Linked DNA regions of Mus musculus: regions 1 and 2 are each linked to region 3. The links are chromatin loops, found by intact Hi-C in ENCODE. Cell type or tissue: gastrocnemius. All regions are shown on one strand. Each heading gives the region's core, and the rest is flanking DNA. Links, peaks and the distances in the headings are about the cores only.

What was found. A loop is a pair of places that touch in the nucleus more often than their neighbours do. Peaks named below come from ENCODE experiments on the same cell type or tissue, not always from the same donor. Only the 100,000 strongest peaks of a DNase experiment are listed, where the experiment ranks them.
Region 1: a loop joins it to region 3, with 2.2 times the contacts of the local background. A loop is called at or near these places in 11 of 42 quality-filtered maps.
Region 2: a loop joins it to region 3, with 6 times the contacts of the local background. A loop is called at or near these places in 21 of 42 quality-filtered maps.

What each region holds. Positions count from the first base shown.
Region 1 is chr7:34,670,668-34,680,517 of GRCm38, forward strand. It overlaps Chst8 (carbohydrate sulfotransferase 8), which reads right to left. Exons shown (of 4, transcript NM_175140.4): 3 at 5,968-6,005; 4 at 3,801-5,577. The coding sequence ends at 4,492. Among named protein-coding and RNA genes, the nearest start is that of Gm12781, 16 kb to the left of the region's middle. In gastrocnemius, for the core only: CTCF peaks have their summits at 5,642 (motif pointing right) and 6,608 (motif pointing left); DNase peaks (open chromatin) are centred at 1,456, 2,463, 4,469, 4,874 and 3 more places; H3K4me3 peaks cover 324 bases.
Region 2 is chr7:35,259,567-35,269,416 of GRCm38, forward strand. It overlaps Wdr88 (WD repeat domain 88), which reads right to left. Exons shown (of 11, transcript NM_001370886.1): 2 at 7,722-7,832; 3 at 3,558-3,646; 4 at 953-1,016. It also overlaps a transcript of Gpatch1 not described here. Among named protein-coding and RNA genes, the nearest start is that of Wdr88, 11 kb to the right of the region's middle. In gastrocnemius, for the core only: CTCF peaks have their summits at 5,387 (motif pointing left), 7,312 (motif pointing left) and 8,471 (motif pointing right); DNase peaks (open chromatin) are centred at 4,958, 5,357, 6,397 and 7,358.
Region 3 is chr7:35,021,577-35,031,426 of GRCm38, forward strand. It overlaps Pepd (peptidase D), which reads left to right. Exons shown (of 15, transcript NM_008820.2): 11 at 117-194; 12 at 9,767-9,850. It overlaps Gm35484 (a long non-coding RNA gene), which reads right to left and starts at 7,633. Exons shown (of 2, transcript XR_391248.1): 1 at 7,601-7,633. In gastrocnemius, for the core only: CTCF peaks have their summits at 4,516 (motif pointing right) and 5,311 (motif pointing right); DNase peaks (open chromatin) are centred at 4,521, 5,323 and 5,864; H3K27ac peaks cover 2,675 bases.

The sequences.
Region 1 (9,850 bases), core at 1,109-9,108, 350 kb before region 3:
TATGGTAGCTAGACACTGCCTTAGAAAACAGAAAGAAGGAAGTAAAGAAGAAAAGACAGTAGGGAGAAAGGGGGTGGATTCGAGATACTTTCAAGAAGTAAGACAGAGTGCAGGGGTGGTGGGCTGAGGTGGGAGTCCTGGGAGGGGGGTGCAGGACTTGGAAGAGATGAGGCTCAGGTAGGGTAGGTGATCTGAGGCACCTTCTGGATGTGCTGATACAGATGTGGGGCAGGTGGCTGGACAAGGCAGGGTGGGGGGAGAGCTGCTAGAGGTCAGGGGTGGAGGTGTAAACTGGGAAGCCAGCATAGGGGTGGTGCTGAGCTCTGCCCTCCAGGGGATGCACAGGCAGGTGAGAGGCTGCTGGACTCAGAACACTGGAGGCTGCTGAAGAACCAGTGCCAACCTGTTTAGGGGGGTAGGGGGTGGGGGGATGGGGATGGGGATGGGCGTCGGAGTGGGGGTGGGGGTGGGAGGATATTTTTAGAGAAAGAAGAGATGGAGGAGAGGCCGTGGGGCCATGGGATGCATTTTGGTGGGAAAGACAGAGCAGGGTTGAGGCAAGCCTTGGAGGGCGACTCTGTTTTGTTTATTTTTGAGGGAGGATTGTGCCATGCAGCGCTGGCTGTCTGAAGCTCAGGATCACAGTCTCAAAGCCTCAACCTTCTGAGTGTTGAGATTACATGGTGTGCACCCCTATGCCCTTTTAAATCTTTTATTTTATTTTATTTTATTTTATTTTATTTTTGTTTTTTGAGACAGGGATTCTCTGTGTAGCCCTGGCTGTCCTGGAACTCACTTTGTAACCAGGCTGGCCTTGAACTCAGAAATCTACCTGCCTCTGCCTCCCAAGTGCTGGGATTAAAGACGTGTGCCACCACCACCCCGCTTAAATCTTTTAATTTTATGTTTTGTTGATAGATTAGCCTAAGGACTGTGCTTTGGCGATGTCTTGGAGGAAGAGACAGAGACATAGGGTGGGCATTGGAGAACACCATTGCTTGGAAGGAGAACAGGACCCAACAGAAAATACCTACTTTTGAGGGGCCTACTGGGCTTTCCCATTTATTTAAAATACCAGAAGAGGTGATGCTCATGAAGGTGTGTATGCAATGTGAGCACGGGTGTGTATGTGTGTGTACACGCGTGTGCATGTGCGTTTCCAGTGAGGTCAGAGAATACCTGGTATCTCTCGGATGGACAGTGGAAACCATTGCCTTGCTTGGTGTTGGTAACCCAGCTCTTGGACCCATCTGAGGGATGAGAGAAGCTGAGGTGCTGGGGTGCTTGGTACTCGGGCAGGTTCTTTTGGAACTGGTGGGTTAGAAAGTAGCGTCTGGGGTCTTCCCAGAGATTCTGTGGAGGTTGGTTGAAATCTCATCTTAGGGAGAGGCAATTCTTTCTGCACTGGCTAGCGTCACCCACTCTGGAATGTTGCTGCCACCTGGTGGCCCAGTTAGGGATGCACCGGCCTCTGTTTAGGAGCAGGGACTTGGCCCCACCTGCTGGTTATGAGTGGTTCTGCATCTATAAAGTCCCCGTTGGCGGCAATTATGCTACACTGGAGAAAGAGAAGTGGCTTGTCCTGTCTGCTTGGTACAGGGTTTGAGTCAACCTGTCTGGATTTTGAATGCCTCCCCAGGGTATTTGAGGGAGGGACCCAGGACTTTGGATACCAGTTGTTTCTATCCTGACAATGGTTTCTACATCGAGGGAAGGTCAGCCATTCAAAGATAAAGAAAGGCCTGGTGGGGAATCTGTGTGTGTGTGTGTGTACCCACATGTGTGTCCTAGTGGGGCCCTGGGGGATGGATCACACTTGAGGAGAGGGCCTGAGACTGGACAGCTATTCTCCAACCTTGATTTTTTTTCCCCCAGTGACCCTTCCTAGTGATCAGATGGTCTGCTTTCAGGGAGAATGGTGAGCAATTGGGACAGGACTGAGTAATGAATACAAGGTGCTACCAGAGAGGAAAGGGGACAGAGGACTTGTCCATAGTTCCACCTACACGTATACCCATCATCCAGTCATTTATGTCCATATAGAAGGACATACAGAGAGACAGAGAGACAGAGACACATCCCTGCATGCACATTCTTTCCTGTGTTCCACAGTCTAGCTCAAGGCTGTGAGGCTGGATATACCTCAATGAATTTGAGGCAGGGCCTCAGGGCTGGGCCTATGGCCTTCAGTTGATGGCCATCCTGGGGACCATTAAGGTGGTGCTAATTGTCAGAGTCTTGGGTCTTGTTCCCTCCTCCCTTAAAACTGGTAATGGCTACATTGCATGTAGGTGTGTCCAGCTTAGCTCCTGCTTGGGTGACACTGAAGAGTGACCTTGCGAGGGTTTCTTATTTTTAGCCCATCCCCACATGCTCTCCCTTTCTCTCCCCCACTTCCTTTCTTCCCCTCCCTGACTGCCCCCCACCCCCTCTCTGGCAGTAGCCCAGGGCAATGAGCTGCAGCAGACCAAGTGGCAGTACAGGCTGCCCAGATGGGCCTCTAGGTGTCCTTTGGCTGAGCAGAAGCTCCTAGACACTCTGCCCCAAGCTCTGCCAAATGTACCCACAACCAGAGACACTTTCTCCGTTGTGAATTCAGTTTCGCTAGCGCCTGCTATTTCTGGGCCACAGTTAGCTTTCTAGCTTTCCAGGCTTCTCTAGCATCTCTCACATGGGTCTGCCTAGAGCTGGTTCTGGCTCCAGTCAGGGTGACCTTCTTGGCTTTCTGAGCCTCTGGACATCTGCCTTCCATGAATCTCCTAAACCCCTCTGGCTGTGACTTGATCCTCCTCCCCATCCCTCTGGGTCCTTCCCTATCAGATGGTCACTTCCAGCTGGAACCAGAGGGCAGCCTCACCCTTGCTCAGGGCTCCTGGATGAATGTGGCTCCAAGACAGAAGGCAGCTTCAGTCACTTGTTCCAATCCTGGAAGATTCCAGAGACCACTACAGTAAAGGCAAAATGGAGGTGAATTAGCTGTAGCCAGTATGAGGCCAGCTGGATTCCAGTAGCATCTACTGCCTGGGGGACCTGGTGCTGTCTCTCCTTACAGACCCAACATCAGCTTTGGGAGTGGTCTCCCAGGACGACCTGGATATATCTGCCCCACAGACGGATCCAGAAGGCAGGCAGAGGTTCTCAGCAATCCTGGAGAGACAGGCAAACGGACATCTGCTCCTAATACAAAGTGCTTCCCTCTCCTTGTAGACACAGCCCCAGTCACACTCATACTGTAAGCACCAACAGAGCTCCCACTGGGACCTTTCCGTTGTCACTCTGACTTGTGCCAATTTCAGAATCAGTTCTGGCACCCAACTTAAGGAGAGGTTTCACAGACAGCTCTGCCTTCCCCTCCCCCAAAGCCAGATCCTCAAGGGTGGGTAATCTGTCAGCCTTGAGGTGTTTGATTAGGTGTGTAGATAAGGCTGAGGTCACACTCAGGGTCAGGGATGTGCTGGCTATAGCTTTAGCCAGCTCACCATAGACGTCTAGGAAGCTGAGGATGACGTCGCTCCCCACGGTGAGAATTACAGAAACTGACCATGCTGCTCAGTGCCTTACAGAGCCCCAGGTGCAGAGCCCCAGGTGCAGTGCCTTACAGAGCCCAGGTGCAGCCCTAATGGGCACCTGATAGGGAGCTTGCCCCTGTTCTGGCTGTCCTCAGAGAACCTGCTGCAAGGTGAGACCCAAGGGACTCCACTCCCTAAGTGGGGACAGACCTATCTTTTCTCTCAGGGACTTAGCAGGGCCCACAGGTGGTCTGGAAAGAGAAAGAACTCAAACAAACAAGCTGGAAATACACAGCAAGATCCTGATTCACCAAAACAAAAGCAGGCTCAGCGGTTAAGGTTAAGAGCTCAGATTGCTCTAGCGGTTCAGCTCCTACAGGGAGGTTGACAGCTGCCTGTCACTCCAGCTTTGGGGGGGGGGGGGAATCTGACCCCATACAGCCTTCACAGACACCTGCACTCATGTGCACATATTCACGTATTATTAATAGTAAAATACATTAAAAATTTTTTTTCTAAGACTCCCCAAGGCATAGGGCAGGGTGCCTATGAGCTCACAGCACAGCCTGGAGTAGACACCACTGCTCTGAAAACCATGTGCTTTATTCAGATGACCCTGGGTCATAGAAAAGCAGCAAACCACGTGGTTTGGTACAAGGCAAAGGATAAGGGGATGTAGGACATCCCTCGACGCTGGGGCCCTCTTCTGGGTCTCAGGCTTCCCTGGACAGCATAGCTCAGCATAGCTCAGCTGAGTTCTTAAAGCATCCATCCGAGTCGTGCTCCGTCTCAAACTCAGCCAACCCAATGAGGAAATGGGTGTGGGACAAGGGTCAAGGTCCATTGTCTGGGCCTCTGTGGCCCACCCTAGGGCCACAGCCACAAGGCCTCACATCCTCAGAGCTCAGTCCCCGGAGGCCGCCTATGCGCAGGTGAGTGGGCATGACCGGCAGACCCCGCCCCTGACCAGCAGGCCCCGCCCTCAGTACAGGTCCGAGAAAGGTTTGGAGTAGTTGAACATCAGGTAATCCATGTAGTAGAAGTCGTAGGTTCGCTGTCGCTGCAGCGAGGAGAGCTGAGCGAAGTACTGATGGGTGATTCTCGATGTGGTCCGCGCCTCCTCGGAGTGCCTGTCCTTGAACCTCGGGAAAGTCAGGTTCCCGGGCGCATGGATGAGACGCAGGAAGAAGTTGGCATCGTCTTCCATGCTCTCGAACTTGCCCACAAAGTCATAGTCGATGAGGCAGGGGCTGCACAGCCGGCTAACATGGTCCCAGTGGATGTCCATGCCCACGGGCCGGTGGACATCCAACAGGTACTGGACGAACTCGGGGAACTGCACACCGGAGCCAGTCCGCAGTGCCTCCCGCGAGGCGTTGGCGCGGTACCGGGCCAGGATAGCCTTGCCAAAGACAGGATGATAGTAGCTGTTAGGATGCTCAAACTTGTCTCGGAAAGCAGAGACCAGCCGCTCAAAGGGTTCCCGGACAAAGAGCATCTTGGTGTAGGTACTGAGGCGGTGCACTATGCCCTGCCGGTCAAAAGTATCCAGGCGCTTAAGGGCGCTGCCATAGTGGACGGTGTTGTGTTGGATATCTGCCGTGGATGAGGCTAACCCTGCCAGCACCATGAGCACCCTCTTCCAGTTGGAGCAGCCTGCCTTGGGTACTTCACAGTACAGTACACGGTGGCGGTCCTCCACGAAGATGCGGGAGACGTGGCGGGGAGTGACAGCTCTGCGGCTGCTGCTGGCCCTGTATTTAGCGCAGGCTTCTCGCATCACACGCTTGCGCTCCTGTTGGGTCTGGTGCAGGCTGACCCAACGACTGTCCATGGTGCGGGGTCTCGGCTGGATAAAGGTTTCGGACGAGTTGTTGCCTTGGTTAGTCCCTGCGGCTGGCATCTTTTTGATGAGCAGTCTCCGCCTGCGCTGCCGGAGGCGCAAAGGAGATCCCGCTGCCTTCGGGTGAGGTCGAGGTTGGTCAGGCGCTTGCAGCTGGAGGCCTCTTGGCGACCCGCTGGGTGAATCTCGTGTGCCCTTTTCTGTGGATATCCTCAAGTGGCTATCCTAGGACAAGAAGAGAAGTGGCTAGGGTCCATACAGTATGGCAGAAATGTGGGACCTGAACGGCAAATATAATTTCTACCACAAGGTGGAGCAGTCCCCCCAGGAACCTTGGCTAGACGCGATCGTGGGACGGGGTGGGGCACTGCTAGTGGCCTGCAAGCAGCAGGCACAGATTTACTGTGTCTGTTAGTACAGTCCAAAGGAGTCATCTAACAGAGAAGGAAAACTCATGAAGCCAAAGCCCCAGGTTTTGTTCCCAAGGCTCCTGAAAAGGACCCAACACATTTTTCTTCCTATGAATGGATCCTCCATAAGCTCTGAATTGTCCTTTTCACCCTCTCCAAACACACCCCCCTCGCATCTGTGATTTATGGGATTCTTGGAACTTACATGCTGGGGTTGCTGGGGCCTGATGCTGAACTTTATACCTGGAAAGCAACAGAGGAGAGAGAAGCGTTTGTTAAACAATAGAAGCACGGAAGTACCACATACCTGCCTAACCCAATAGTCAGGACCCCCCTTCCCCCCCCCCCCGGGGCCACCTCCACCTGGCCCTGTCATTAGCCCACAAAGCACCCCTTGAAAGCTCCTGTCCAGCCTCTCTCCATGCCTGTCACCACATCCTGCTCCATACTTGTATATGATAATACTTGCACACACCAGGCCCGTGGAAGAAAGGCATTTCTTCACCCCTGGGAGGTTCTCCTGCCTGGATATTCACGGCGTAGCTTTGGCCTTCTTGGTATTGTCACAGGGACGATGTCCATTTCTGGCTCACCCTGGTGTTCCCTAAAAGTGCTAGCAGAGCCAAGGGATGGGCAAGTGCTGATTGGTGATTTGGGGAAGACGGACGCAGAGAGATCTGTATGCTGTTGGCTGGGTTCATTACTTTTCTGGTTGCTATGACAAAATGTCTGATATACATCAATTAAAAGAAGAAATACTGGGCTGGAGAGATGGCTCTGTGGTTAAAAGCACTGGCTGCTTTTCCAGAGGTCCTGAGTTCAAGCTCAAAACTATCTATAATGAGATCTGGTGCCCTCTTCTGGCCTGCAGGCATAATAATACTGGGGGCTGGAAAGACTTGCTGCTCTCCCAGAGGACCTGGTTCAATTCTCAGCACAACATGACAACTAATAACTCCAGTTCCAGAGACACCAGTGCCCTCTTCTAGCCTCTGTGGGCATTTTACACATATAGACATACATGCAGCTAACACCCATACACAGAAAATTAAAATAAATAAATCTTTTGTTAAAAAAAAAAAGAGGAAAGATTTGTTTAGGGTCACAGTTTTAGAGGGATCCGTCCATGGTTGCCTGGCCTCAGGTGCTTGGACAGAGAACATCATGGTGGTTGAAGCATGCGGTAGGAGAAGTCGTTTACTTCACAGCTGACCAGAAAACTAAGAAAGCAAGATGGGGCCGGGCGTGGTGGCGCACGCCTTTAATCCCAGCACTTGGGAGGCAGAGGCAGGCGGATTTCCGAGTTCGAGACCAGCCTGGTCTACAGAGTGAGTTCCAGGACAACCAGGGCTACACAGAGAAACCCTGTCTCGGAAAACCAAAAAAAAAAAAAAAAAAAAAAAAAGAAAGCAAGATGGGGCCGGACGTGGTGGCACATGCCTTTAATCCCTGCACTTGGGAGGCAGAGGCAGGCGGATCTCTGAGTTCGAGGCCAGCCTGGTCTACAGAGTGAGTTCCAGGACAGCCAAGGCTACACAGAGAAACCCTGTTTCAGAAAACAAAAACAAAAACAAAAACAAAAACAAAAGAAAGCAAGATGGGACAGGGCCTGGGAGCAGATGCTTTCAAAGCAGATGCTATCTCCAGTGACCCTCTTCTTTAAGCTAGATCTCACCCTTTAAAGTTTTCAGAATTTGCTAGATAGGGCCAAAAGCAGGGGACCAAGCCTCTAACACACAAACCTTGTACCGATACTTGTATTGTTGTTGAGACAAAAATCTAAGACAGAAGCCATATAGAAGAAGGATTGACTTTTGTCTCACAGTTCCATGGTGCGTGAGGCAGGATGGCTTGGCTTCTGCCTCTCTCTGGTTGGAAAATGGTTTATTATATCTCAGTCAATAAGAAACCAGAGATCTGGGCTGGAGAGATGGCTCAGCGATTAAGAGCACTGACTGCTCTTCCAGAGGTCCGGAGTTCAATTCCCACTAACCATGTGGTGACTCATAACCATCTATAATGGGGTCTGATGCTCTCATCTGCTGTGTGTCTGGAGACAGCTACAGTGTACTCATATAAATAAAAAATAGATAAATCTTTTTAGAAAAAGAAAGAAGGAAAAGGAAAAGAAACCAGAGATCTTAGGCCCAAATCAAGACTGGGTATAGCTCTCTAGCCAGGCCCTGTAGTCCTATATTCGCCATTTAGGCTATGTGCCCTAAAGATCCCTCAGCATTCTCCAGATGGTGGCCAAGTGTTTGAACACCTGTGCCTGTGAAGGACATTCCACATTCAAGCCATAACAAGCCTTTAGGAGGGACACTTTATACCCAAATCATTATGTTGGCCAAGTTCTAGAATGTTTCCCTCTGCCCACCAAAGAGGGCAGACAAAGAGGGCTTCAATCACTTGGTGTGCTGATTGGAAGTTGGTTGAAAAGGCCAATATTCTGTTGAGAGATCATCTACTTCTGATTTTACCTGTCCACTGAGATGTCAGGGACTCTGTTCCTGGGTCCTAGAGTGGACAATCACACTCTGAAACTTTGCTGAAAGCCAGTCACAATTAGAAAAACAGTTGTCCCTCACACAAACAGAGAGCCAAAGTGATGGGCAGCATGTTGGGGCACTGTGCCCAGCCACACCTGACCAATTCCTGGCTGAGAAGGGAAGGGGTGGTTCTGGCGGGCCAACACTCCCCCTGTGAACTGAGCTGAGGCCAATGGCCATATTAAGCTGGTGAGGGGATATCCAGGTTGTCACTGACCCATACAGTGGATTTCTCTGAGTGATCCAGTTTCTTGACTTCAGTGTTACTCTCTTGGTGCCCAATCTGAGGCTGTGCCCCACATCACCTTCAAGCAAGGAAACCAACAAAGGCTTCTGGGAGGGAGAGCCTAGAGGCCAAGTGTTTCCTGGAACTGTCACCGTGTGAGTGCATGCATGTATAGTGAATACACTTGTGTGTGAGCATACATGTAGTGTTTCCTTAACTGTCTTCTACCTAATTTTTTTTCAGGTCTACATGTGTGCATTTATGTGTATCTGCACGTGTCTGTGTGTATGAGTGAGCATGCATGTGGTGTTTCCCTTAACTACCCTCTACCTAATTTTGTTTCAGGTCTATGTGTATATATTTATGTATATCTGCATGTGGTGTGCATGCAAGCACATGTGTGCATGTGTGTGGGTATGAGCATGCATGTGGTGTTTTCCCTAACCATTCTCTACCTTATTTTTTTCAGGTCTATGTTTGTGCATGCATGCGTGTGTGTGTGTGTGTGTGTGTGTGTGTGTGTGTGTGCCTATGTGTTTGTATGTGTGCCTATGTGGGTGGGGACCCAAGGTTGACAAATCTTCCTCTATTGCTGGCCACCTTATTCACTGGGGGTGGGGTGGGGCTCTCATTTATCCCTTCAGCTATACTGGCTGACAGTGAGCACATGGGATCCTATATCCCCAGCACTGCCAGGTCTGGAGTTTTTTACTTAGATACTTGTGAGCAGAAAGTCCTTACACTTGCACCAACAAACATTGAGCTCATTAAGCTAGTTCCTGAGGCTCCAGAGTCTTATTTTTATACGAAGCTGGCCTCACATTGGCAATCGCCCAGCTTCTGGCTCTCTGCTAAGGCCATAGATGTGGTCTACCACACAAAGCTTCTGGAACCTTCTTCAACTCCCAAGTGAGGTAATGCATTAGGCACTTTCTCATTGCTGTGGCTTGAATACTTGACAGAAACAATTTGAGAGAGGAAGACTTTATCTTGGTGCATAGTCTCAGAGATTTCAGCCCACCATTATAGGGGAGGCATGTGGTAGTCATGGTAACAGGAGCATCATATAGACTCCTCCCACAGTGGTGGACTAGGAGCAGAACCAGAAATGGATATAAACTCAAAGGTCTGCCCTAGTGACCCATTTCTCCTGCCAGGGCCCTCCTGAAAGCCACAGGCTTCAAAACATACAAAGCTATGGACCCAGTGGTTATAACATGAGCCTGTGGGAGGCATTTTGAATCCAAACCTTCACAGATGGAAGCAGAGGCAGACCTTGGGGATGCTGTCACTTTCTTCTTGTAGTCTTGAAT
Region 2 (9,850 bases), core at 1,084-9,083, 240 kb after region 3:
CGTGGATGCCAGAAGAGGGAGTCAGATCTCCTGGAAATGGAGCTTGTGAGGCACTGTGTGGGTCCTGGGGACCAAATCTGGATCCTCTGCAAAAGCAACAAGTGCTCTAAGTTGCAGAGCCATCTCTTCAGAGGATCTCACTGTGTAGCCCAGGTTAGTCTTAAAAATGGGTTCCTCCTGTTTTAGCCTTCCCAGTACTGAGATTATAGGTGTGTACACCATTGCACCAACTTAGAAAGGTGTGTGCTCATTTGTGTGTGTGTATGTGTGCTCATTTTTGTTACTGTTGTTTTGTTTTAGGAGATAGGGCCTCACTCTGTAGACCAGGCTGTCCTCCAACTCACAGAGATCCCCCTGCCTCTGCCTCCTGAGTGCTGGGATTAACTGTGTGCACCACCACAACCCTGCTAGAAAGGCTGTTTTTAAGGAAAGAAGGGGAGAGGGAAGGGATAAGGATTGGTTAAGAGAAAGTAGCAAAGATGTTAGGTGGGGGTAGCAAGGGTTGGGACAGGAGGTGCCAGAGGGCCCCTGAGCTAAGGAACTGCAGAAGGAAGAAACCCCAGTACTGTTGGGACACAGAGACAAGAGACTGGGAAAGGCTTTGGCTCATCGGCTTCATAGCCTTCGCTCTATGGCCTCAGCCCACTTCCTGCCTCATCAAGTCCCAAGTCCAAGTGGCTCTCTGGGGAACCCGGGGTGCCTGGCCAACTTGCTCTCCGCCTCTCCCTGTGGTTCTGAGAGCAGCCCCTGGCCCGCCAGGAGTGGAAGCCTCTCGTGCCCACCACCTACTTTCCACCGATATGTTCTCCCTGCAGGTGAGAATGTGCTCTTCCTGGAAGACCTGGGGCTTCTATCATTGTCCCCAACCCCAGGTCCAGCCCAAAGCCACCAAAGCCACCAAGGCTGTCATGGTCTTGTCCCCTGACACCCTCCCGGGGCAGGGCATACGTACCAGAAGCTGACCTGTCTCAACGTCCCAAGCCCTCACCGTTTTATCATAGGATGACGCCACTATCCTGCAAAAGAGTCAAACACACATTGCATCTTAACCATCGTCGCTAGGGCCTGCGGTTCCTACGAGGAGTCTTTCTCCTTTTGATAACTTAGAACCAAGATCGATCCTTCTGTCAGACACTCTGGGATAGTCTTCTATATTTAAGGTTATAAAATTTGATTTCAGGGGCTAAAGAGATGGCTCAGTGGTTAAGAGCACTTGTTACTCTTCCCGAGGACCCTGGTTCAGTTCCCACCACCCACATGGAGGCTCACAACATCTATAACTCCAACACTCCCTTCTGGCCTCCACAGGCAGTGCACACATGTACTTCCCTTACAAACATGCAGGCTGGTACATATACAAACACTGGCACACATAAAATATAAACAAGCAAAACAAAAACATAAACTCTTTTCTATATAGACACATAGATAATGTGTTTGGTTTTGGTTTTTTGAAACAGGGTTTCTCTCTGTTCTGGACTCACTCTGTAGACCAGGCTGGTCTCAAACTCACAGAGACCTACCTGCCTCTGCCTCCCAAGTGCTGGGATTAAAGGCATGCACCACCATGCCCAGGTAACAAGTAAAATATTTAAAAGAAAAGAAAAGATAGATAAATGGATAGAAAGATAGATAGATAGATAGATAGATAGATAGATAGATAGATAGATAGATAGATAGATAGATAGATGGAAGGATAGATGGAAGGATAGATGGAAGGATAGATGGAAGGATAGATGGAAGGATAGATGGAAGGATAGATGGAAGGATAGATGGAAGGATAGATGGATGGATCACATTCCTGTTCAGCCTGCTGTGTTCTGAAATGTTCTCTTATATTCAGATGTGTGCATGAATGTCCTGCTGTGTTTTGGAGACCTAGTCTCCAGCTGGTAGGGAGGCTGAGGGGGCTTGCTGGGGGTCTGTCTATTCATGCTTAAACCAATGATGGACTCACACTTGGATGGCATTGTTGATCGGTGGTGGAAACTCTCATGGGATGGGTTACGTTCAGGGAGTAACCTCTGGGGTCATGTCTTTGATGGTCAGATCTTGTCCCTGGAGTATTCCTGTGTCTCTGCTTCCAGGCTGCCTCGAAGCGAGCACCCTTACCACCCTGCACCCTCCTGCTGTGACACCATGCTCTGCTATGGCTCAGAGGTTGTGTGACCTGTAGAATCATCAGCCAGGACAAGTCTTTCTTCCCTGAAGTTGTTTGTCTCAGGATTTGTCCCAGTGACAAAAATGCTAACTCATGTAGCATATGGCAAAAAAATGTCCATATATATATTTATATATATATATATGTGTGTGTGTATATGTATACGTATACACACACACACAGTCCCCATGATGCCTGAACACCACACTTGTCTTTAACTTGTATTGTTCTTTGGGAGTCTCTGCTCAGTGTCAAGGAATCCATTTTAAAAGTTACTTTTATCATTTTAAATTATGTGTACGTGTGTATCTGTGTATAGGTATGTGTATGTGAGTTCAGTCCCTCGGAGATGGAGTTACAGGAGGATGTGAGACACCTCTGATAGGTGCTGGGGATTGAACTTAGGTCTTAACTGCTGAGCCATCTCTCCAGTGAACTTTTTTTGGGGGGTGGGGTGGTATGTCAGCTTGACACAGCCATAGTTAACTGAAAGGAGGGAACGAACCTTAGTTGAGAAAATGCTTCCATAAGGAGGTTCTGAGTTCTATAAGAAAGCAGGCTGAGCAAGCTATGGGCAGCAAGCCAGTAAGCAGCACCCCTCCATGGCCTCTGCATCAGCTCCTGCCTCCAGGTCCCTGCCCTGCTTGAGCTCCTGCCTTTGGTGATGAACAGTGGTGTGGAAGTGTAAGTCAAATAAACCCTTTCCTCCCCAACTTGTTTTTGGTCGTGGTCGTTTCCTCTCCCGGCAATAGTGAGCTGAGATCAGGTGCAGCTGCCATACCACGGGCTTTGTGTGACCATTTTTGTGAGGAAAATTCAAGCGGTTTCTTGTCACGTATGTCATCTCAGCCCCTGGAGGAGCTGAGACTGCTGCAAGCTGGAGGCTGCAAGCTGGGCTGCTTTATGAGTTTCAGACTGGGTTGCTCTATAGATTGAGTCTCAGTCTCAAACTAGAGTCAGAGGAGGGAGTGGGGAGAAGGAGGGTAGGAAGGAGAGCCAGGGGGAGGAGGAGAAAGAAGAAGAAGAAGAAGAAGAAGAAGAAGAAGAAGAAGAAGAAGAAGAAGAAGAAGAAGAAGAAGAAGAAGAAGAAGAAGAAGAAGAAGAAGAAGAAGAAAGAGGAGGAGGAGAGGAGGAGGAGGAAGGAAAGAAGAAAAGAAAATTCAGACTATGCTCTTAACTACAGTAAACATTCTATTTTAAGCAATTTAAATGTTCAGAATGCTGTTACATCGTTAGACTCCTTGATTCTCAAAGTGCATGGAAACACTGAGGCCTAAACAGGGGAATGTGGTTGTATATTTTCTTAAACAAGCAAACAAAAGCCTGTGTACAGGCTTGCCTGCTGACTCTGACTTTCCCCAACCCGTGTTACACAGACCAGACACCACCTTCTCACCTTCTGTTGTCAGCCGTGATGCTGCACTCTAAAACAGGAGCTTTGGGTCGTGGCTCAAAGTCCCAAATCACAGTTCCATCTTCAGCATCCTCCAATCAATGGGAGAGAGGAGAGACAGTGGTCAAGGCTTCTGTATGGAAGTCATGAATGCTGCTCAGCAGTAGTTCCTAGCTTGCCTACAGCAAAGTTCCGGGCTTTCCAATATCCCCAAACAGGAGGGACACTGCATCTTCCACAGCCAGGAAATCCCCCTCACAGTGGCCCAGGCACAGATGGGTCCTGGGCACACTGGGAGGGGACTCGTGATTGTTTGTTCATTTTGTACTGGCCAAAGAGGTTTCTTTCGATCTGTCAATAGCCCTCAAGAACTTCTTCTAATTCCATGCCCTTTGACCCCGTGATTGCACTCTGAGGGGTGCCTCTGGCAGAAATATGTGGTTAAAGCCTTATATAAGTATATGGGCCAGTGAAATAGCTCGGTGGGTAATGGCACTCGCCATCAAGCCTAATGACCTGGGTTCAGTCCCTGGGACCTACGTGGTGGGAAGACGAGAACCCACTCCAGAAAGTTGTCCTCTGACTTCCACATACACACAGTGCAATTTTTTTTTAAACATAATTGAAGACAAGACCCAGGTCCGTTTCTAGCACCCGCATGGCAGATAACAACCGTCTGTGACTCCGATTCCATGGAGATCTGACTTCCTCTTCTGGCCTCTGCGGCCACCAGGCATTCATGCACACGGTGCACACATGAACATGCAAGCAAAACACACATGCACTCAAGTTCCCTACGGCGACAGGGACAGTCAAGAACTGGATAATAAGGTGCTGGGGGCAAAGTCCAAAGGAAGCCAGGTGTTCCCCAACCTTCTCTTGGAGAGCTTGGGGCTCACCATTTACAGCAATAGCCTACACCAATCCACGTAAAGTGTTGTCTACCAGAAAGGTGTACCAGAGCCCAGGACCTGGAAGCTTAAAAAAGCAAGACCAATTCCATGGACACTCTGCCTGGCCCACACTTGAATTCCAGGAAGGCAGTTTGCACAGGCTGTAAAGGTGTGATTATCTGCCTTTATTACATGGGGGACAATCTCCAAAGATGGTAAAGGGCTACTCACCAGACTGGTTCCCAGACTGAAGCCATACCAGTGGCCTTTATGGTAGCCCCAGGCCTGTTGTGAATGCTAAGTTCCACACACCCAGTTCCCAACGCCTGTCCCCTGGGGCATATAGTCACATTCAGGAAATCCCAGGAGGCCCTTTTCCAAGCTCAGTGGAAGATAAGGGCAGCTGGGAGTTCCCCAAATGGAATTCAACAGGGCAGGGCACCCTCGGGCTGGTGTCCTGGGCTCAGGAAGAAGGATTGATGCTGACCACTAGGATCCAGTCTCTCTAGCTTGGCACAGTGCCTCTAGAGCAGTGTTTCTCAACCTGTGGGTCGGGAGCCCTGGGAGGGGGGGTGTCCTAACAACCCTTTCATGGGGGCCACCCTAAGATCATTGGAAAACACAACTCATAACGGTAGCAAAATTACAGTTATGGAGTAGCAATGGGTCACCACAACATGAGGAACAGTGGTAAAGGGTCTTAAGCATTAGGAAGCTTGAGAACCACTGCTTTAGCGGAAAACAACGCCCCCCCAAACCTCCCAACCCCACCTCCACACCCCCCTCCCCACCTGCCCCCCCCACCCCACCCCACCCCCCCACCCCCATGCTTGAGACTGTAAGCTACACAACCTCCAAGTCTGGGCAGAGAATGAAGCGATTGCAAATTCAATAGTGCCCCCATGTGGCCAAAATGAGGAACAGCAACCAAGGACAGAGGCTCGGAGCAGGTTTTCGAGCTTGGCCTTTGGAAAAGCCAATGCCTGAAAAGTCAGTTTGAAGGGTTTTGATTAGGTTTGTAGGAAGTTTTTAATTTTGCTCTCTTTTCCTATTGAGTTTGGTGCCTAGAAGGGCCTTGCGTGTATTAGACGGGTCTTCTGCCCTGAGTTATAGCCCCAACAGAGGGAGTACTAGGGAGATTTTGAAGGAGGCAGAAGGAAAAATCAGGGGAGTGTGACAATGGGTTGGAGGTGAAATTTATGATTCAGTATTTCTGTATGGTTCCAATTCTTTAAGTGTACAGTATACGTGTGTGTGTGTGTGTGTGTGTGTGTGTGTGTGTGTGTGTGTGTGTGTAACAGAAAAACAAAACAAGCAAAAACAAACAAACAAACAAACAAGCAGACACAGCCTTTCAGCCCAGACATGCACAAGTTCCATGAATACTTCTGTTGGGTCAACAGATGAACAGCACACAGTGACAATTACCTGTCCCCTTGCTCGGGAACCCCCGGTGACTACTGAGGGCTGGAAAAGGCCTTATGGATCCCAGAGAAAGTGAGTCCCCGCCCCCTTGCCCCCCCCCCTACTCCCGCAGTGAGATCCTAGCCTCTGGGTGCACAGGTGTCCACAGGGCAGCAGCAGAAGGAAGTATGGAGATCCAGGGGGGGTTGGAGGTGGGCGAGGCAAAGCTTGGAGCAGCCCCACCACACAGCTGGTCCTCTGGGACCTCAAGAGGTGGATAAACCACCCAGAGTCACACAGCCATTGGGTCTCCAATACAAGGTCTGAGCTGACCTGGGATAGTCCCAAACCCTCTGACCTAATCGGTCTGTGCCTTGGCACCAACATATGACAAGATCCTCCTCTGAGGTCATTTGTAGGGTCAGGGGCTCTACACTGTCCAAGTACCCATGCCAGGACCTGAAGCACCCTTGACAATCTTCCACCCTGCCGCTTCTCAACCCAAACCAGAAGGCAGCAGAAAGCCTCAGAACTGAGTATCCTCTCCATGTGGCCCCAGGCCGTGGTCATCTTCAGCCAAGTCCTTGCTGGCCAACATCACCCTCCATTCCTGCTCCCTCCTCTCTGTCAGCCCTGCCATAGACACCTGTCAGGGGCTGCTGGACACAAACACCAAATCCTACAAGCAGAGAGGAGGCAGCCTGGCCTGAATACCACACCCTGTTCCTGGTTTCTCTGCCACTACATAGTCAGGCACTGACCTGCTCCATCTCTCTGGGGCAGAACTCAGACCTGGCCCCCATTTGTCCTCTGTGAATGCCCAAGGCCTGGATATCACCGAAGTGGCAGGAATTCACGTCATGCCTAAGTTCAGTAAGAATTTTATATGGCGTCTAAAAAGCAGGACACTGGAGAGGTGGCTCAGTGGTTAAGAGCATTTTCTGCTCTTCCAGGGGTCCTGACTTCAATTCCCAGCACCCACATTAGGCAGGCCCGCAACTGTCTGCAACTCCAGTTGCAGATGACCCAATGCCCTCCCTGGCCTCCAAGAGCCTATATGGACATAGCGCACACGAGCACACACACACACAAATAAAAATAAAATGAAAACAGGATTGACAAAAATAGTTTAACAGAACTGTACGATACAAGATCAGTATATAAAAACGGAGTTTTCCAGATGCAAAGGAGACCCAGAGAATTAACAGTCTGCCCAAGGGTGTGATGGCACAGGTCTGTAATTCCTGTTTGTGGAAGGCTGAGGCAGGAGGATTGTGAGTTCAAAGCCAACCTTGCCTCAAAAATAAAAAATATGAAAAATTAAGATTGGGACTGGAGAGACAGCTCAGCAGCTAAAAGCACCAGCTGCTCTTCCAGAGGACCTAGGTTCAATTTCCAGCACCCACAAGATGGCTCACAACCATCTCTAACTCCAGTTCCAGGAAGAAGTCTACTGCCGCCTTGTGGCCTCTGTAGGAACTGCACACATGCGGTATGCAGGCAAAATCCCATACGCATAAATAAATATATCGGAAATAAAATTTTAACCAAAAAAATAATAATAATAACATAGCTCAGTGACTCCCAAGTAGAGACCAGGAACAACCAGGACCCCCTCCCCAAAGCTGGGTGCTGTCAGCATTGTGGTCTTAAGCCCGAGCCCCCAATGTGTCCAGAGCCACAGGCTAGCTAGCTGTTCCGAGGCTTTTTCTGAGGACTCAACACTGGGGTGGGCTCCTTTATCTTGTACTTGCCCAGAAGCCTTGGCAAACCCCAGAAAATAAGAACTCGGTGCTGGACAGTTCTCCAGCAGAAGAGGCTAACGGTACTCGGCATCTGAGTGCTAGCAGACCGTCGTCTGGCTACCTACCCACAGCTTCACGGAGCAGTCGTAGGAGCTACTGAGGAACCTTGTGTCATTCATACAAAAGTGGCAGGAACTCACGATGTGGTCATGCCCGATCAGAATCTTATACGGGATCTAAACAAAAGGACGGATACAACAACCAGTTTAGCAGTGTCGCTGGGCGCAAGGACATCGTGCAAAAATCAAGCAGTGTTTAAAAACATGTGACATGAAAAAAAAAATTAAGGAAAGCATCCCAGCACAAAAACGATGGGTAGGAGGGAGTTGTATGCCTTGGAAATGAAACACTGTTGAAAGAAATTGAAGACATGCATAAAAAGACCAGCATCCTATAATCACAGATGGGTGGATGGAATCGTGCTGAAACAGCAGACAGAGGTCCTCAGAGACCCACTAGGGCAACACTACCTCATCAAATTCCATGGTAATGAAATCATTGTAGAAAGTGACAAGCTGATCTTTTTCTATGTGCTTTTGGTTTGTTTTTTTGTTTGTTTGTTTTTTGTTTGGTTGGTTGGTTTGGGGTTTTTTGTTTGTTTGTTTTTTGAGATAGTTTTCTACAAAGCCCTGGCCATCCTGGAACATACCATGTAGACCAGGCTGGCCTGGAATTCACAGAGCTCTGCCCGCCACTGCCTCCTGAGTGCTGGGATTAAAGGCGTGTGGCACCTCACCCAGTCTATTTACATGTGCTTTTAAGTTTTATTTGTTGGGGGTGGGGGTGCCGTGGCTGTGTCAGTGCACTGGGCAGCCAGAAGAGGGCACTGGATGCAGAGTTACAAGTGGTTGTGGGCCACCCAACATGCATGCTGGGCAACGGATCCAGGTCCTCCCAGAGTAAGAGTGTGTGTTCCTAACGGCTGAGCAGTCAAGCTGCTCTTAAAGCCTTTGTGAAAATTCAAGAAGAAAATTCACCAATCTGTGGAAGGGGTGGGTAAGATGGCTCAACTGGTGAAGGTGTTTACTGCCAAGACTAGTGACCTGAGTTCAGTCCCTAGGACCCACATCGTAAAGGAGAGCCCCAACTTAAATTGTCCTCTAAATTCCAGACTTCCCCTAACCCACAGCAAGTGCCAGTGGTATCTGCCTGTAATGAACCCCTGCACTGAAGAGGTAGACAGCGAACCCCTGGGGCTGGCCGGCCACCCAACCCAACCTACCTGGTGAGCTAGTGAGCCCCAGGTCCCAGCGAGTGACCTTGTCTCAAAACCAAACAAATAAAAACACCCGGGTAGGTCGTACTGTGGGGGCTCAAGCCTTTAATCCCAGCATTTAGCATTTGGGAGGCAGAGGCAGGCAGATCTCTGTGAGTTCAAGGCCAGCCTGGTTGGTTCACAGAGTAAGTTCCAGGAAAACCAGGGCTACACAGAGAAACTTTGTGTTGTAAACAAACAAACAAGAAACACCAAGGTAGGGAGTGAGGCCAGAGATGAAGCCAGTGTGCGTCTGACCCCCATCACCAGGACCCACGAGGTGGAAAGAGAACCTGCTCCCCAAAAATTATTCACGCACACATCCCCACTCCAGGAATGCTAGTATACATGACATACACATACAAAGATGAGAGAATAAGCTTTTGAAGCACATTTTCTGGGAAATTTAGTTATTTACACACAAAAAAACAAACAGACTTCTACCACATATAGAAACAAAGTCAAAATGGATCAAAAGCTGTTGGGCTGGAGAGATGGCTCAATGGTTAGGAGCTCTGACTGCTCTTCCAGAAGTCCCGAGTTCAATTCCCAGGAACCACATGGTGGTTCACAACCATCTGTAATGGGATCCAATGCCCTCTTCTGGTGTGTCTGAAGACAGCTACAGTGTACTCATATACATAAAATAAATAAGATCTTTTTTAAAATTATATTTTTTAAAAAGCGCTTAAATGTTGAGTATTGAAACTCTAAGACTCGGAGGAAAGCAAAAGTGTAAATATCCCCTCTCTTCCCTTGGTGGTTTCTTAGATCTGACACCAAAAGACAACAGCAAGAATAGATAAATGCCATCACAATTAAAATCATGTGTGCCTGTGTCCTCAGCAAAGGGGAAACGACAGTAAGAAGATGGAAAGTCGCCACGAGGGAGGGAAAAGGACAGTCAGGGCGAGACAGCGAAGGCAGTTCACTTTCTGA
Region 3 (9,850 bases), core at 1,213-9,212:
GCTTTCTGTCAGGCAGGAACACCGTGTTCCTTTCCTCCTGGCTGTGGGCCTGCTCCAGCCTCCAGGGCCTGCTGGGTACCAGTGAGCTCTTAACTACCCTCTGTGGCTCTTTACAGCGGTGAGAACGCGGCCGTGCTGCACTATGGCCATGCTGGAGCCCCCAATGACCGGACGATCAAGGATGGAGATATTTGGTAAGTGAGGCTGAGCTGCCGTCACCCCACTGTGCACGTGAATAGCCAGGACAAAGGTAGATGCTCCACATTTGGGTCAGCCAGAGGCCAAGAGGGTTAGTTACAGCAAAGCCTTGGGCCCAGACTTCTCTGCTATAGCTGTCAGCCTGAATGCCAACTTCTCCAGGCCTAAGACCTGCACCCTATAAACAAACATGAGGCAGAGTGTCAACAAGATTTGCAGTAGTTTCCTGTGGAGTTGTGAAGGGGGTGGAGGGGCTCTTTTTTACTGTCCCCTGGCTTCTTCCAAGCTATGCTTTCCAACCAGTAAGTTCCCCACCCTAAAACCTGTTATCCTTGACCACCACGCTCCTCACCACATGCAGCCATTGCTTCGGCTCTGCCATACTCTCACTTCCGCACAAGGCCACACAGGGCAGATGTGGGCAGAGCATACTGGACTGCCATCCTTGGGTTTGGAGGGATCCCTACTCACTGATAGAGCTGTTCCTAATGGTCACTCCATAATCCCCACCAGACAGTGACTAGAACTGGGTCCAGCCATGCCGGGCTGCTAAGCCACGCCGGGCTGCTAAGGCCCTTGAAGTCTGGAGCTTGCTCACAAGCCATACAACCTCTTGCCTTAGCCATCAGATGTGCTGTGAACATCAGCTGACCAGAAGGGCTCCTGTCCTGCCTGGTTCTTAAACGTCTGTTTATGTTTTGTTTTATTTTATTGATAGAAGGTCTAGCTAGAGCTGGCTAAGAAAGTAGCAATCCTCCTGCCTCTACCTCCAGGTCCTGGGATTACAGGCATAAACCACCCTGCCTAGCTGGTTCTTAGATGTAGTTTGGGCTCCTTAGCAGTGGCACAGCCTACTCTTGGGTTGGCTGGGGATGCTGAACCATCAGTTTCCTTCTCAGCCACTTGCTACACTCATCTCCCAGCCTTGGCTTCCTGTGATAGCTGTTCACTGCGTGGCTTTGGCCCTGCTGCAGGTCATGGGAGCCCATGTCTACCTAGGGGGAGAGCACAGTGCACGGACAGACAGCTAATAAGCTGCAGAGATAGAATCCATGCTTTGAGTAGTGACTACCAAATAGGAGAGAGATAAGTACTCAATCCCAGGGTCCATGCTGGCACATGACTGGCCAGTCTGCCCACAAGCAAGATATTCTCGTTCAAGCCCAGTTTCCTGTAAGGAAAACTTCGTCTCTCTTTGCCTTAGTTGACGTATCTATGAGTGGAGATAACATACAAACGTCAGGACTTCCCATGATAGTGGCAGAAAGGGTATATGAGAAGCAGACTGATAAAGACCTCTTCCTGGGTCCCAAGCCAATAAGCCAAATGGGAGCCAGGAAGAGAGACCTGAAGAACCCTAGACACCAGCTTTGAGGACTGCCAGTCGTTGCCACCCCATCCTCTCCATGACTACAACAGGACCTCAGTGTATGTCTCCCTGGCTTGCCTAGCAGCACAAGTCCACAAAAGCAGATGTCTGCACGGAGCCTAGGAGTAGGCCTGTGTTTAGGCCTGAGAGCTGTGTGAGCTGCCTCCAGGTGGCAGGCTCAACTGGGTGCTGGCTGGGGCTGGGGTGGCTGAGACACAGCAGGGTGCTGGGCGCATGTGTGGTCATAGGGATTGGGGACAGGGTTGGCTGCCTCAGATTTGACTCAGCATTGACAAGGCCACCCGGTCTTTTCAGGCTCTGTGATTGCCCCAAGCTTCCCCTCTCTGACCTCCTCCACCTCACCCAGGCCTCATGGCACCCCCTGGTGCCTGGGGCCTTAAGCACGTTTGGCAAATACTCTAGTGTTGAGCCATACCTACTGCCAGCCCTCTTCTCACTTGTTATTTTGGGACAGTCTTAATAAGTCTTCTAGGCAGGACTTGAAGTTTCAATCCTCCTGCCTCTGTCTCTAAGGAGCTGACATTTTGGCCTGTACCACAAATTCTCACTGCTTTTCCAAGAGTTTTTCTGATGCTCTCTGGCTCTGGCCTGTGTGGCTAGGACCAGAGGACAAGATGCTAGAACCCAGTCCTGGGCAGAGGCTGAGGTCCCTGCCTCCCCCCCCCCCCCACCCCGGGAGCTCTAGTTGGAGCCCACCTTGGCCATGAATTTGACTCTTCCTGAGTTCAGCACACCCCAGAGGAAGCAGCTACTCCACTTTCTACTTTATGTGTCCAAAAGGGGATTCTTGCCCTGTAAGAAGGCCAGCCCTATCTGCATTTCTGGGAATTCCTCTGGGAATCCCAGAGATGGGCAGGGGCCAGCCAGGGCCTACATACTGTGGGCCTCTACATGGCCCAGCTGCTGTGACCTCAGCCCTCAAGGGCAGCATGTGGCACCTGCGCCTCCTGATACAGCTGTGGACAGGAGTGATCTGAGGAAACCCAGGGACGTTCATGCCAAACTCAAATTGGTGATTTTGTTTTTCTAGTGCTAACTTTGAAATGTAGCCAGTGGAATCATTATGAGTTTATTATAGTCAATTTATTATGCAGCATTTAGAACATGTTTTGTTGATTACTGCTACTGCCAGATTGCTGGCGGCATTTATAATCCATTGTTTTATTGAAATTGATCTGCCAAGCACCTAGCGCGTTTGGTAAATAATAAATCACACTGTTATCCTAACATAAAGCCACGATACTTCATCATAAGGTAGGGGACCAGAATATATGTATAAACTGGAGGCTGTCCCAAAGTTGAGTGCCCCCTGGGACAGAGCATGTGTTCTAGGCACCAAGCACAGGGATGGACTCTGGGTTCTACCTAGCTTTTGACAGGCAAGCTATGTTAACAGTAGTGGAGCTCTTTGGGAAGTCAGAACTGGTTCAGAGCTGTGAGGGGGAGGTGCTAAGTGGCAGCCCCTTCAATCTCTTTCAGTCCAGGAGTGAGTGCACCCACGCTTCTCAGGATATACCCACAGAAGTGCACCAGGAGCCAAGAGGCTCCTCCCTCCCACCTCAGGTTCTCTATCTGTCTGGGGGGGGGGGGGGCTCCTAGATCACCTGGCTCCAAGGGCTCAGAGTCATGAAAGCTGAGGCAGAACTGCAAAGCCAAGAAGGCTGGACGTCTTCCTGCTCTCCGTGTCTCTGAAGTACATTTTCCAGCCCTGGGCCAGGGCACAACACAAATCAGGCCTACCTTATTTGGACAATTTTTTTTTTTTAACAGTTTAACTAGAGTCTCACACTGTAGCCCAGGCTGGCCTTAATTTATACCAGGACCCCCTCTGCCCCGCCATGGCCTCCCAAGTGCTCGGATTACAGGCATGCACCACTGTGCTCATGTAAACCTTAGGTGGAACTAAGAGTCAGATAAGGCCACTTAGCTGTGGGCCACAGTCATCACGCGTGAGGTCTAGCTGTTGCTCAGGCTGGTCTGTGCTGCAGATCAAGTTTGTCAGCCAAGAGCTTCAGGCCATCCCACATCCCAGCCAGTAGCTCCCAGGTCTCTTCCTGTTTCTCTGGGCCAGATCCCATGCCCAGCTGCTATGTAGATCTAGGGAAGGCATGGGAATGTGTGTGGCTTCAGAGTCTGAGCCTCTCGTCAGCTCAGTCAGAGCCAGGGGTCCTGTACATGGCCTGTGGCTGCTGTTAAACCTCTCAGAGTTTTCCTGTTGGCTCCCAGAGCACCTTCCAGCTGTGTCCCTGGAGTTCCCCCTGAACCCACTGGTCAGGTCACCCCCTGCATGAAGCATCGACTGCATTTTGTTTTCTTTTTCAAGGCAAGCAGGCAGGGCTTTGATGACCCAGCTTGCCAAGTGTGGCAGTCTTGTTGGTTGGTGCTTCCAGCTTGTTCATATAATGATGGTGTTGACAAGATCACAGGAGGCCCTTCCTGAGTGGGAGGCCACAGAAGATGCTCCACATTGCATCTAGCTCCAGGCAAGTGGGTGTGAACACATCTGGCTTAGAGAAGCAGGGAAGGAGCCATGGCCCACTGGCTCTGGGTAAGGAGTCGTCCCCAGATCCCCTCTGAGCCCTCCCACAGCCACCTCAGACTGTAGGCATTTAAGCCCACAGACAAAGGCCTCACCTTGGCCAGCAGGAAAAATACCAACTGTGCCTAAACCCACCAGGAAGCAGGGCATCCCAGGTTGAGTCACTCCTGTGCAAGGCTCTCCCACCTGCTTCTCCTGACTCCTATGCAAGCTCACCCCAAACAGCAGACGATATCTCCTCAGTGGGGGCTCTGATTTGAGAAGCAGGTGGGGCATGTCTCCTCAGCAGCTTGCCACCCTATAAGAGGTGCTATGCCCTGTCTCCAAACCCATTAGAGTACATGTGCTCCAGGCCTGGCTGAGGTGTACAGGGCGTTCCAGCACTGGCCAGAAGAGGGCAGTGTAGCTTCAGGACACAGCCAGGTTTTCTGGGTTGTGCTTTGTTGTGCTAACCTGGGGTGTGTGGGGTGGGCCTGCAGTCCACCTAGGAACAGGCCTATCCTAGCTCTGCACTGAGCAGTTTGCCAGTGCCTCCTCCCTACCCATCCCTGCTGTGGCCTCCGGCCTCCTCAGTCTCCCTGTTGTGGTAACGGCCATGTCTAGAGGTCATCAAAACCCAGAGAAATGAGGGTAGTTTCATCCCAGGATAGTCAGTACTTAAGGGCCCCCAGAACTGTACCGCTGTCACTCCATCTGGGTCACAGCTGGAGCCAGGGTGTCGTCCTGGCTGACTTGCTATTGCCATCACAGGTGAGCCAATTCTCAGCCCTGGGCTGCAGATACCAAGGGCTTTAGCAAGACCCTGCATCTCTTGAGCCCTGCATTGGATAAAATGATTGTGCCTGTTCTAGTTGTGGGTTAGACTGCCAATTGTGGTCCTGGGCAGAGTGAATCTGTGCCCGGGTTCTTCCCCTGCTGCAGAGGGCTGGGAGCAAAGGGGTGGTGGTGGTGGTGGTGGTGGTGGTGGTGGTGGTGGTGGTGGTGGTGGTGGTGGTGGTGGTGGTGGTGGTGGTGGTGGTGGTGGTGGTGGTGGTGGTAGAGGAGGAGAATCCAAGGTTCATCTTCTCTGTGCCTAGTATTCCAGTAGACTTTAGAGAATGTCATCCAGGGCTAGCTGCCTGCTGCCAGCCTTAACTCCTATCCCCTTCCCAGCCTTGTTATTTCCAAAGGGATGCTTGGTGACCACTAGGGGGCCCCTCCCAAAGCTTTTCCTAGGGGGAAAATAAGCCAGCCTTTGGGTGAGAGAGTTCTGCAAACACAAGGCCCTGTCTGTCTGGATGAGTTGGCCAAGGCCTTTAGTATCCCATCCCAGAAAACCGTTAGCCTTCAAACTAGAGCTCATATTGTAGATATGCCTCCTTACCATAAGCAGAAGCCCTTCCCACCTGCTTTCTGTCCCTTCTGTTTAGTTTGTCACTGTTTTGTGGCCTCACCCACTCCATTGACGTCACAACCCATGGTTAAAAAGTGCTAGTCTAGACAGTGCTCACAGACATCACAAGACACTGGTCACCCAAAAAGTGAAATGAAGCATGTGCTGTCTGCGTGATAATGACTGCTAGCCTCCTCCTTCCCCTCCCCCACCCACTACAGCTACTGCCCTGGTGCCCAACCCTAGGCCCACAGGGCTGAGGCAGGCAGCAGCTGAGTGCCTGCCTTTGATCCAGGCCACAGTATGGTGCTCTCCGTGGGTCTTGGCCTGGCACCAGTGCTCTGCATCTCTGTGACAGCTCTTAGAGGGCAGTGCTAGTTCTCTGCAAACATAGGGGGACCCCAGCATTGGACTGTTCTCATCAGAGTCTACACTGGGGGTTTGGGGATAGGGACATGCTGCTGGCATGGGGGATCATCCCTGCCTACCTGGTCTCTGAGGAGCACCTGGCGCAGGGGCTCTATAGGAAGAGGTTCCCCCCATGGGTCTATCTGTAACCAAGGGGAGCATTTGAGGGATGGCTCTGCTGCTGCTGCCATTGCTGCCACCCACCACCACCAGCAGCCATCCCTGAGGGCTGGCATGCACAGAGGCCTGGAGGGGAGCTTGAGGTGGGCAGCCGACCTGTGAACCAGAAAGACCTGTGCCCACTGTGGCCAGCCTGGGGCACATACACTGCTGCAGAGACAAAGTGACTGGCTGCCTTCCTTTCTATCTCCTGCTGAGGACTGGGTAGATGAGTATTTTCTGCTGTTTAGAACCCCACCTCTCTCCCTCCAGCCTGGGATGCAGACTGAGAAGTCTGCACAAAGCAAGCATGCTTAACACACGTGCATGTAAGATGTCAGTCTTGGGTGAGAAGCAGCTGAGTGCGTGCTGCATACTAAGATTAAAATGAAGCTACAAGCCGAGTACAAAGTGGCCCTTGTATAAACATTGCCGAGTTTCCCTTGGAGCCCTGCTGCCTGTGAGCTGGCTGGTCCCTGCACAGGGCCTAAGGGAGTTAAGCAGGACCTGGATAGGGTCTGGGTGGGCCAGTGGTGGCAGGTAGCCCAGGCCTGGAGCTGCCCCATGAAGAGCCAGCATAAGACAGAACGTTCATCCCGGCCAGAACCATAGCCATAGGAACACATGTGGGGAAGAGACGCCAGCACATTGCTTGAAGACATGTCATCTCCCAGATGTCTCAGATTATCACACAGACCCACTCGGCTAGTGATGGAGGTGTCCCTGGTGGGTGTCCCTACACAGTCAGGAAGGGGAGATCTTGCATTCTCGATTGAGCCAAGAGTGACCGAATTCTCTATCATAGTACTGCATGGAAAGGGTAGGCGCAACAGACAGAACACTGGAGGGAGGTGATTTATAAAAGTGATGGCTTTCTTCCCTGGATTCCAAATGGCTTGAATTGGAATCACTTATGCATGGAAAAGCACTGAGGGGGGATTTAAAAACAATAAACAACAACAGGAAAAAAAAGGCAGAAAATATGGGGAACTGAGAACACAAAAATAGACTCAAGCCCGTGCCCGAGCGTCGCCGGGCAGGACGGAGCTGGCTGGCTGGGTGTGCACTTCCTTCTCCCGAAAGCCCGGCCGGCGGCTGAAAACATCAGGCGCCCGTCGCCATCTTACCTCTGTTCTAGGGACGGTTTAGAGAGCTCAGTTAAGTCTGCCGTGCCCCAGAGAATCTTGTCTGTCACATTCTAGATGACTCTAGCATTTCGTGTCATCTTGTGAGCTTCCTGGTTTTTAAAAATAGCTCATTTCTGTTTTCCCTTTAGACCAGCACCAGTAGACTCTTCTTCCCAGGGGCAATTGCAGGTCACCCTTTATGTGGCACCTCCCAGGAATGAGTGTCCCCACGTGCCTGTCCTGTCTTGTCTGTCCAGGCAGTTTATTTTCAGATGCTCTGAATCCATCAAACCATGAAGCATTGTCTTCCAAAAAGCCCACATACAAGTGTTGTTTCCTCCAGCAACACAAGACTGGGACCCCATGCATCTCACTGCAGCCTGCTCTGCCCAAGAGCCCTAACGTACCTGCAGCTTGCAAGAGACACAGTCCCATGCCAAAGATGGGGAAATAAGGTCCCAAAGGTTGGCTGGCCGAGTCAACACAAGGTAACCAAGATGTTCACCTTCCTCAGCTGAGGGCTTTGCTAGGTCTGAGACTGAGCACACCTGCACAGGAGTAAACCTGCAGGCAGCTTCTGGCCCTGAGGGTCACAGTACACCCCAGGGAGGAGATGCCTGGGTGTGTCTCCAGTGCCTCATGTTTCCTGGCCCTCTTGTAACTAAGTTGGGTGGGTCCTCCTGAAGTGAGGCCCAGGTGCCTTGAATCTACACTACACAGGGTCGCCCCCCCCCCCCCAGACTTTGACCCAGTCAAAGTTCCCAGTATGCTGGGGAGTGGTGGAGGGTGGCTCCCCAGGAATCACCCGAGATATTATCTATGCTTTGCCTTCCGTACTGTTGACCCCGTTTATGGTGTTTTGCAACCAGAAGAGTCAGGAGATTAAGAAGTGCTTCATTGAGGACTTTGGATTCTAGTATGGCATCCAAGCATATTGGGCATTAGGGTTTTTTCTTTAAAATCAGCTGCCATGCAATAGCCAGTGCTGTCCGGCAAGCCGTGTGGCTGGAATCCAGGCTCTACATGCAGGACAAAGGACCCACCCCACTCCCTTGCTCTGTCTCTCAATACTAGCGCACAGGCAGCTTCTGGAATGTTTGTGGTTACCATTAGAGTGGGATTTGGGTGAGAGGCTCTCATAAAGGAAGCCAGATATGCCCTGGGCTCAGACTGGCCAGCATGTGTGTGGCTGCAGCTGAATATGCCCACCACTACCCCACCAGCACAGGCACACTGAGCAGAGCTGGCCTCCACTGATGCAGGAAGACTGGGCCATGGACCCTCAGCCAGCTTCATTGGGATTAATGTCATGACCTGCCTGTGAGTGCTAAAGGGGGATGGGTTGGGAAGGGGCACCTTGTGTATACATCCTTTTGCCTTAGTCACTCTGGCATTCTGAGGTGACCCTTGCCATGTGAGACTGGCCCATGTATTGAAAGCCAGGCCTGGACCTACATGCCTCCTTTTGCTCTATCCTAGATACTGCACAGGGTAGGATTCTCTATCCACAATGTTGAGCCCCATGACCTGTTAGATGGGCTCTGCTGTACCAGGAGCCATCACACAGTGTCCAGAGTGATACCTCCATTCTCCTGACCCAGCAGTCCTGGCTGTTTCCCACCATTATCCAACCTCCACTGGCTCTGGGCCTCTGGGCCTCTGCTTCCTCTCCTGCAAGACCTCTTTGCCATCTCAGCCTGCACAGCCACCCACCTGAGGATCATGTGCCAGCACCCTCCATCCAGGCCCCAGGAAAGCATTGCTAACTAGGGGCTACTCTGATGCTTCCTCTGTGGCCCTCTCCTGGGCACTGGTGAGACACGTGTCCTATCTGAGCAGGGGGAGGATGATACCAGGCAGTAGAGCAGAGCAGAGGCACCAACCACTTGCTGGTTCCTCCCAAGCTAGTGCAGCTCAACCCACTGACAAATATGGCAAATGTATCCTGGGCACAGGCAAGGTCCCAGCTTGAGAGAGGCTCTAGATGGTTCATATGGGAGGCAGCTGGCATGTGGGAATCTGGAGACCTAGGCATCCTTCTGTGAGTCCCCACGACGACGGCTGCCAAGGCCAGGCTTCTTCCTTAGCTTTCCCTGGGCTGAGCCAGCCCTCCCTCGCGCTTTCCCTCACTCTCCTCTTCCCATCTTTCTTTCCTTCTGTGGATCTGGAGGCTGAACCTAGGATCTCATGTCTGCTAGGCTGGCTAGCACAGACTACTAAGCAATATCTCCCGTGCTTTTTCTACTTTTTTCTGAGATTGTGGGGGAGGGTCTCACAAAATTTCCAGGCTAGCTTCAAACTTACTCTGTAGCCCAGGCAGAGCTTAAAGTTGTTTCCCCCACCCCGTGCCTAGAACTTGCTCTGCAGACTAGGCTGGCCGTGAACTCAGGGATCCTCCCCTGCTTTGCCTCCTGGATGCTGGGATTAAAGTGATGTGCCACCATCAGTCACATCTGATGAGGTGACCTCAGCTCCCTGCTCCAGCCAGGCCCCAGCAGGAAGAGTGAAGGGGGTGTGTGGGTTGGCACCTCTGAACATCTGCCCACCTGCCTCACAGTGCCCTGTCCCCACAGCCTGTTCGACATGGGTGGCGAGTACTACTGCTTTGCTTCTGACATCACCTGCTCCTTCCCAGCCAACGGCAAGTTCACAGAGGA